2 separate regions of the Homo sapiens genome follow, and region 1 is linked to region 2. A link is an interaction called in ENCODE POLR2A ChIA-PET data of the cell type or tissue named here. Cell type or tissue: B cell. All regions are shown on one strand. Links, peaks and the distances in the headings refer to the core of each region. The heading gives the core; the rest is flanking DNA. Region 1 overlaps POLDIP3 (DNA polymerase delta interacting protein 3). Region 2 holds the start of LOC124905128 (a long non-coding RNA gene).

What was found. Peaks named below come from ENCODE experiments on the same cell type or tissue, not always from the same donor. Only the 100,000 strongest peaks of a DNase experiment are listed, where the experiment ranks them.
Region 1: POLR2A ChIA-PET joins it to region 2 with 6 read pairs; 2 of 35 experiments call an interaction of 5 or more read pairs at or near these places.

Annotation. Positions count from the first base shown.
Region 1 is chr22:42,586,923-42,591,307 of GRCh38, reverse strand. It overlaps POLDIP3 (DNA polymerase delta interacting protein 3), which reads left to right. Exons shown (of 9, transcript NM_032311.5): 8 at 3,736-3,802. Among named protein-coding and RNA genes, the nearest start is that of POLDIP3, 26 kb to the left of the region's middle. In B cell, for the core only: no CTCF peak of the experiment used is centred there; no DNase peak of the experiment used is centred there.
Region 2 is chr22:42,935,711-42,940,095 of GRCh38, reverse strand. All of the region lies in intron 1 of PACSIN2 (protein kinase C and casein kinase substrate in neurons 2), which reads left to right. LOC124905128 (a long non-coding RNA gene) reads right to left here and starts at 2,390. Exons shown (of 2, transcript XR_007068119.1): 1 at 1,238-2,390; 2 at 107-1,134. RefSeq lists an enhancer at 206-706. In B cell, for the core only: no CTCF peak of the experiment used is centred there; a DNase peak (open chromatin) is centred at 2,575; H3K4me3 peaks cover 919 bases; H3K27ac peaks cover 2,029 bases.

The sequences.
Region 1 (4,385 bases), core at 232-4,231, 350 kb after region 2:
GTGAGTCAGTGGAGTTCTGATTTGCATTTCCCCATGGCTAATGATGTTGAGCACCTTTTCATGTGCTTATTGGCCATTTGTATGTCATTAAAGAAATTAATTTTGTTTTGAATTTCTGTTCTTTTTTTGTTTTTTCTTATTTTTTGTCATATGTTTGGATGTGGAAAGATACTTATTTTCCTTTTTCTTTCTTTTTTTTATTTTTATTTTTTATTATTTTTTTATTTTTTTATTTTTTTTGAGTTTCTCTCTGTTGCCCAGGCTGGGGTGCAGTGGCGTGATCTCAGCTCACTGCAACCTCCGCCTCCCCGGTTCAAGCGGCTTTCCTGCCTCAGCCTCCCAAGTAGCTGGGACTACAGGTGCACGCCACCAAGCCCAGCTAATTTTTTTGTATTTTTAGTAGAGATAGGGTTTCACCATGTTGGCCGGGCTGGTCTCAAACTCCTGACCTCAGGTGATCTGCCCACCTCGGCCTCTCAAAAGTGCTAGGATTATAGGCATGAGCCACTGTGCCCAGCTATCTTTGGAGAAATGCCTGTACAGAATCTTTGTCTGCTTTTTAAATACTGAGTTGTAGAAGTACTTTACATATTCTTAAGTCCCTTATCAGATAAGTGATTTACCAATATTTTCTCCCATTCTGTAGGTTTATTTCTGCTTTTTAATGTATTCATATGCAGTATAAGGACTTTTTGGTTAACAGCAGACCACATATATGACAGTGGGCCCATAACATTATAATACCATATTTTTACTGTATTTTTTCTACGTTTAGATGTACAAATACAGTTGCCTACTCTACTCAGTAGAGTAACATGCTGTACAGCCGGGTGTGGTGGCTGAAGCCTGTAATTCCAGCACTTTGGGAGGCTGAGGCAGGAGGATCGCTTGAGCCTAGAAACTTGAGACCAACCTGTGCAACGTGGCAAGACCCTGTCTCAAAAAATAAATTAGCTGGGCGCGTGGTGGCGTGTGCCTGTAGTCCCAGATGCTGGGGAGGCTGAGGTGGGAGGATCACTTGAGCCTGGGAAGTTGAGGCTGTAGTGAGCTGTGATCGTGCCACTGCACTCTGGAATGTATTCCCATGGTTAAATGATACATGACTGTATGTGCATTTACAGCTATATATTCTAAGCATGGCTGTAACTGCATTCCGTGTTTTGGTATATCATGCCTTCATTTTCATTCATCTTGAATTATTTTCTAATCTCCCTTGTGATTTCTCCTTTGACCCATTGGTTATTTAGGATTGTTTCAATTTCCATATATTCATGAATTTTCCAGATTTTCTTTTCTTCTATGAGTGTTTAAGGAAAATATGTATTTTCTTGTTGTTAGGTGGAATGTTCTGTACATGTCTATTATGTCTTGTTGCTTTGTAATGTTTAAGTGCGTTTCATTGTTGATCTGCTTGGTTCTATCTAGTATTGAAAGTGAAATACTGAGGTTCTGTTTTTTTTTTTTGATACGGAGTCTCCCTCTGTCACCCAGGCTGGAGTGCAGTGGCATGATCTCAGCTCACTGCAACCTCTGCCTCCCGGGTTCAAGCAATTCTCCTGCCTCAGCCTCCCAAGTAGCTGGGATTACAGGTGCCCACTGTCACGCCCAGCTAATATTTGTATTTTTCGTAGAGATGGGGTTTCACTGTGTCAGCCAGGATGGTCTTGATTTCCTGACCTCATGTTGGCCAGGCTGGTTTTGAAGTCCTGACCTCAAGTGATCCGTCCACCTGGGCTTCCCAAAGTGCTGGGATTAGAGGTGTGAGCCACTGCACCCGGCGAGATCTTTATTACTGTTGGTCTGTTCCTTTCACTTCTGTGTATTTTTATTTTATATATTTGAGGTTCTGTTGTTACTTGCATATATGTTTGATTGTTTTCTTCCTGATGAATTGACCCTTCAGTCAAATTTAAATCTCTCTTTACCTCTAGTCACTTTTTTTGTTGTTTTAAAGTATATTTCATTTTATATTACTAATAGCTAATAAGCTAATAAGTAAAAGACCAGCTTTCTTAGGGTTGCTATTTGAGTGATATATCTTTGTTCACTTTTTTTTTTTTTTTTTGAGACGGAGTCTCGCTCTGTCGCCCAGGCTGGAATGCAGTGGCATGATCTTGGCTCACTGCAACGTCTTCCTCCCAGGTTCAAGCGATTTTTGTGCCTCAGCCTCCTGAGTGGCTGAGACTACAGGTGTGCACCACCACACTCAGCTAATTTTTAGTATTTTTAGTAGAAATGGGGTTTCTGCCATGTTGGCCAGGCTGCTGTCAAACTCCTGGCTTCAAGTGATCTGCCCATCTCAGCCTTGCAAAGTGCTGGGATTACAGGCATGAGCCACCAAGCCTGGCCCACTCTTACTTTCAATCTTTTTCTCTCATCAACTGTAAAAATGTGTTTCCTAGGCTGGGCACAATGGCTCACTCCTGTAATCCGCCAGGCGGATCACCTGATTGGGAGTTCGAGACCAGCTTGACCAATATGAGGAAACCCCATCTCTACTAAAAATACAAAATTAGCCAGGTGTGGTGGTACATGCCTGTAATCCCAGTTACTCCGGAGGCTGAGGCAGGATAATCGCTTGAACCCAGGAGGCGGAGGTTGCCGTGAGCCGAGATCGCACCATTGCCCTCCAGCCTGGGCAATAAGAGCGAAACTCCATCTCAAAAAAAAAAAAAAAGAAAGAAAGAAAAATGTGTCACCTATAGAGAGTGTATAGTTAGATCTTACTGGTTTTTTTTTTATTTGAATTCAATCTGACAATCTGTCTTTGGATTGGATTATTTAATCCATTCATATTTAATATTGATAATTAGGTTTATTTCTTCCATTTTACTTTTTTTTTTTTTTTTTTGAGGTGGAGTCTCGCTCTGTTGCCCAGGCTGGAGTGCAGTGGCATGTGGTCTCTGCTCACTGCAAGCTCTACCTCCCAGGTTCACGCCATTCTCCTGCTTCAGCCTCCTGAGTAGCTGGGACTACAGGCGCCCGCCACCACACCCAGCTAATTTTTTGTATTTTTAGCAGGGACGGGGTTTCACCATGTTAGCCAGGATGGTCTCGATCTCCTGACTTCGTGATCCACCCGCCTCAGCCTCTCAAAGTGCTGGGATTACAGGCGTGAGCCACCGCGCCCGGCCCCATTTTACTTTTTTGTTCCTCTTCAGTGGCTTTTCTTTCACATTTTTTCCCCAATATTTTAATTCCTTTAATGATGTATTCACTAACTTAACTCGAGTAAGATATGGAAATGTTACTCCCACATGGCCCTGTTCCTTCTTCCTCTTTTTTGTGCTATTACCGTTACACATGTTATGCTTTGTATACAGTGGGAGTGTGGTCTTCCTAGTGCTTCATCCTTTGTAGACAGAGTAGAAGCCTGTACATAATGCTTTTGATCATCTTTTCACTGAATTTGATAGCATAAACCTTTTCCCTTACTACTTGGATGGCTTCACATTGAGTCTCGTTTCTCCCTCACTTCCCACTCATCTCTTCCTGTATGAAGCAAGGTTTGTGGCCACTTTGCCTCTTGGTGCTCCACTGCTGAGGTTTCCTCACGCCCTGGGATTTTCTTAGTGTCTGGCTTGACTGGAACCTAGCAGCCCCATCTCCATCTGTGGAGCCAGAACTGCCAGTGGTGGGTGCTTTGACCATTGATAATGGAGGTACAGCCCTTGTCCTCTTGTGTGAGGAGCCGAGGTCTCATAGCAGAGCCTTTTTCTTTCTTTGGTTTTTCAGGGCAGCCGATGAAGTGCAACCTTCACATGAATGGGAATGTTATCACCTCAGACCAGCCCATCCTGCTGTGAGTTCCAAAGGCGGGGTGCTGGGGAGAGGCAGCTCCGTCCATCTCTTTTTGTTCTAATGGGTAAACTGCCTGCATCACAGCTCCCCTTCATCCCCCCATTCCGTTTCCTCTGTTCTAATGGCAGCTGGCCGTTTCATATGCTTAAACTTGACCAAAATGGTTTGCTTTGTTATTTCCCCAGGGCTTGACCCTATAGGGACTAGCATTATGATCTCGTTCTCAGCTTTCTGATTTAGAAATATCTGAGTGGAAGTTGGAGGGGGAGGCTGCTTGGGTCTCCTAGCTGTGTGCATCATCCCGGGAACAGAGAACTCCACTGCATGATTGGCTCTGATGGAGACAGTGCCAGATGCTACCCCTTATTTTGTTCCCCAGTGAGGTTTTTTGTTTGTTTGTTTGTTTGTTTGTTTTTTGCTTTTTCAGTTATTTTGAGAGTCTCACTGTGTTGCCCAGGTTGGTTTCAAACTCCTGGGGTCAAGCAACCCTCTCCCCTCAGCCTCCTGAGGACCTGGGACTATAGGCGCACACCATCACGCCCAGCTGGATTTGGCTTTTAAGTACAGTGGGAAGCCATTGAAGG
Region 2 (4,385 bases), core at 250-4,249:
CTACAGCCTTCGGAGGAGCTTCCCTGCAGCAGGCTGCTGGATGCAGGGGGCCGGGGGAATAATTCCATTTTAGAAACCCAGTAATTGTGTCTGGTGCTAGGTAGAATTTTCCTTCATTCAGTAGTTTATTGAAGGCCGGGTAGACGCCGATTGCCACTAACATGCAGTCTCTAGAAGTCAGGGACTTTATCTTGCACGCTGCCATCTCCTGTTCCTGGAACATCGCAGGTGCTCAAGATGTGTTAATTAGCGAAGAAGCAAATGACTAGAGGATGCAGTGATAATGACCTTTCGTTCACCCTGAGAACTAGGCTGGCCAGGGAGTGTCTCTCCCTCTTGTAGGTAAGGAAACAGGCTGGCAGGAAGTGACTGCATAGAGTTAGGCAGACTGTAAAAGCCAGAGCGGGCACAAGAATCCAGGTCTCCTGACTCCATCCTTCCATTGTGTGTTCTAGTCCCACCCAACTTTGAAAGCAAAAGTTGTTATATATTTCTGTTAAAAACGTTGCCCTGTGGGAGTGCTTCCCATTCCCTCTGTGGGGTTGGCTCCACTGGAATGGGGAGGGGAGGAGCTGTGGAGTTGCATCGTTCTGGTTCAGTTAGGCCTGCTCTAACTGCGTCACTTCCAATCATTCTTCTTTCAAATCTTTAGACTCTTGTACATCTTCTTACACTACTGTTTGAATTCTCATGTTAATATCAAATTTGAAAAAGTGTCATTTTTGTCCTTTTTAAAGTAAGTTTTTCTGTTTTAAACCTCTGGAACATCAACTGAGTATTTAGGTTGGGGAAGTGTTCAGCCTCCATCTCCACATTCCCAGGGTGCTTGCCAACCAGAGGCTAAAAAAATATTGCTGTAAAAATCAGTCCAAGGCAAGTCTGGATCTGTCAGCTGATGTGTTCCCATTGCATAAGATAAACGAGTTTTGGGGACACATCTAATTACACGCTGTTAGCTCCAGCTCTTCATTAAGTTGCATAGGTGAGCTAAGAGCTGATGGGCTGCGCTGGGACGGGTGACCTTGGGGCCTGTCCTACCTTTGCTGCTGATTCTGATAGCCCAGGTGGTTGTCAGCTGGAGCAAGCGGTCTGAATGCCACCAGGATGGCTGGTCATCAGCTTGTTTCCTTTGACCTATAAAGATGTTGGGGAAAACATGGTTATTTTAAGGGTTACTATATGAATCTGCATATAGGATTTTTAAAAAATACAAATTTGTCACAGACAGCATTTTTACCTTCTCCACCTCGGGATCCAGCACAAACAGCACCTCCTCTCTTCCCTTCCCTTGTCGTCTTCTCTTGTTACTTGAGCACTTGCTTTGGGTTAGATAAAAAGGGTGAAGCCCTTCCCTCGTGGAGCTCCAGGTGGAGTGGGAGAAAGGCTCTTCACCAGCCAGGCACGGGTAGCACACACCGGAATGCCACTGTGCCAGGCTGTCGAGAGGGAGATGGTGCAACCTAAATGGTCCTGCGGAACATGCAGTTGGCCTGTGCAGAGGCATTCTTCATGTTTGGACAGCCTCTGCTTGCTGTGGTCCTTGGCACACAGCACACACCTGGTGAGCTCTTCCCATAGAAAAAGATTCCCTACCTGCTTCTGAGCCACTGCTGCTGTGACTGACCTTCCTTTCCTCTAAGGTCATGGGAAAGGGAGAAGGTCAGGCTTCTTTCTGACGCCTCCTGTGTGTTCCAGAGGGGAGGATTCCTTATGCAGTTTCTGCATCAGGGGCTTCCCTTTCTTCTTCAGGCCAATTTTAAGAATAAGATTAATTGGCATATCTTTCTGTGGGATCTTCAGAACCGTGTGTGTTTTCATCCTCGGGTTTTAGGAATTCACTGCCTAGCATTCTCTATTCATACCTTCTGCTGCTTCGCGAGCCCAGGAAACAACTTGGAAACTGGATCTCCAGTGGAGAGAGTGATTGATTTCAAAAGACCTTCCCCAAACTTACCTCAAGTGATTGCTTGGTTTGTTTCAAAAAGATTTTAAATTTTGCTCGACTTAAATGGCAGTCGTTTTTAGGGCTGTCATCTAGAATCTAGTATTTAACATGATGATTTTGTTTTACTCTGTACAACTGTGGGTAGAGGGCAGGGAGCAAGTTAGCTGGGAAAAATCAACCAGGCAGGCGCAGGTGAGACTTCTACCGCTGTCATTCCAGAGTTCTCCAGTGGGAGATTGAAGCCTTCTGGAGATGGGGGTCCAGACTGCTCGAGCCAGGAGAAGGGTCCCCCTGCGGGGCTCCATGTCTGTGTGACTGGTCTTCAGATCGTGTGACCCCCTAGGGATGCTGGACTTTGCTGTTCTCGGAGCTGCATGGGTGCCATGGAAAGGGCTGGGAGCCAGTGTCCCTGCTCCTCACCCACAGTGGGGCCTTGGTTGAGTCTGAGGGAGAGCCGAGTTAGGGGAAGTGCAGGATTTGTGGCCAGGCAAGGGGTGTGGTAAGTGAAAGCACCTCGTATGCTGACTCACATGCCTGACTGCTTGCACAGGGCTCCTTGAGAATGAGGCCGTGTGGAGATTCAGTGTGTGGTAGTCACTGCACACAACCTTGGTGATCGAGCCGGGACATCTAGGCAGGGGCTCAGAGGTGGACTTTGGTGGTGGGGCTAGAAGTTGAACAAAGAGGTCATTTTGTTTTGTCTTCGGTGCCCGTTTAAGCTCATGCATCGTTATTTCTACTGCCGCCTGCCTGGGCTCACCCACAGCCATCTCACCAGGAACTGCTGCCACACCTGTCTTTCTGTGCCTCAGACATGCCAGGTGGGCCTCTCTTGCCTTTTGCTGGGGCTGCCTGTGCTCTGGGGGCCCATATGGCTTACTTCTTCCCATGTTGTCTCAGGTGTCACCTTCTTTGGGGACCTTCTCTGGTCACTCTGTTTAGAAGCAGTCTCCTTTCTGTCTCCTCCCTATCTCATCCTCGCTTATTTCTCTGCATAGCACCTGCTGGGTCAGTCACCTGTGCCAGAACACAGACCCATGAGGGCAGGAGTTTTGGTCTGTTCTCTCCGCTGTTAGATTCCCAGCATTCAGAACACCGTGTGGCTGCACAGGCACCCAATATACAGGTGTTGAAAGAATGGAAAGTAGGCATTGGTGGGTAGATTACTAATGCATTCGCAATGGGTGTAAATAGGTATTTGCTAATTTAATTTACTGCCCCTGCCCCCCCCCCTTTTTTTGAGGCAGAGTCTTGCTGTGTTGCCCAGGCTGGAGTGCTATGGCATGATCTCGGCTCACTGCAACCTCCGTCTCGCGGGTTCAGGTGATTCTCTTGCCTCAGCCTCCTGAGTAGCTGGAATTGCAGATGTGTGCTGCCACACCTGGCTAATTTTTGTATTTTTAGTGGAGATGGGGTTTCACCATGTTGGCCAGGCTGGTCTTGAACCCCTCATCTTAGGTGATCCACCCAGTTGGACCTTCCAAAGTGCTGGGATTACAGGCATGAGCCACCATGCCCAGCCATAACCCCATCTTTATTTCTGCTTTGATATATGTAAAAGTCTTTTTTCTTTTTTTGCTTTGATACAAAATGCATACTACATATTTTCACTTAAACCAGTCCATCCTTTGCCTTTGCCTATGCTTCATGTCCCCTTAGAATGTTTGAGTCTTCATAGGACTTAAAGATCATCTGCTCCATGAACAAGGGAACTGAAGGTCAGAGGGGAGGAGTCTTGTGCTAAGTCCGGGGTCATTCTGCTCCATCTCCTTCCACTGATACTGGAGCCAGGGAAGGGAACCAACATGGATTGTTTGCCAGATGAGAGACAGGTATTTCCCCGCATGATCTAAGTGAATCCTCAGAAGTCACAGGGTGTGCATTGTCATCCCTGTTTCATGAGTGGAATTCTGTAGGATTTTTTTTTTTTTTTTTGAGACGGAGTCTCGCTCTGCCGCCCAGGCTGGAGTGCAGTGGCGCAATCTTGGCTCACTGCAAGCTCCGCCTCCCGGGTTCACGCCATTCTCCTGCCTCTGCCTCCTGAGTAGCTGGGACTACAGGCACCCGCCACCATGTTCGGCTAATTTTTTGTATTTTTTTTAGTAGAGACGGGGTTTCACCGTGTTAGCCAGGATGGTCTCGATCTCCTGACCTTGTGATTCACCCACCTCGGCCTCCCAAAGTGCTGGGATTACAGGCGTGAGCCACCGTGCCCTGCTGGAATTCTGTAGTTTTCAACAGGAAGAATGAAGTGATAGAATGTACCTGGGTAACGTGGCCAGTAAGACTTGATGGCTAGGTCATCTCTCAGGGGTGCCATGGAGCCCCTGGGATGCCTGGGACTCTCTGAGCTCTCCAGGTCTCATGCTGTCTGAGGGTGCTGCTTGTGGGGCCACCTGTGTTCCCTCGGGACCAGTGTGTTTCAGTGTCTGGCCCGTGA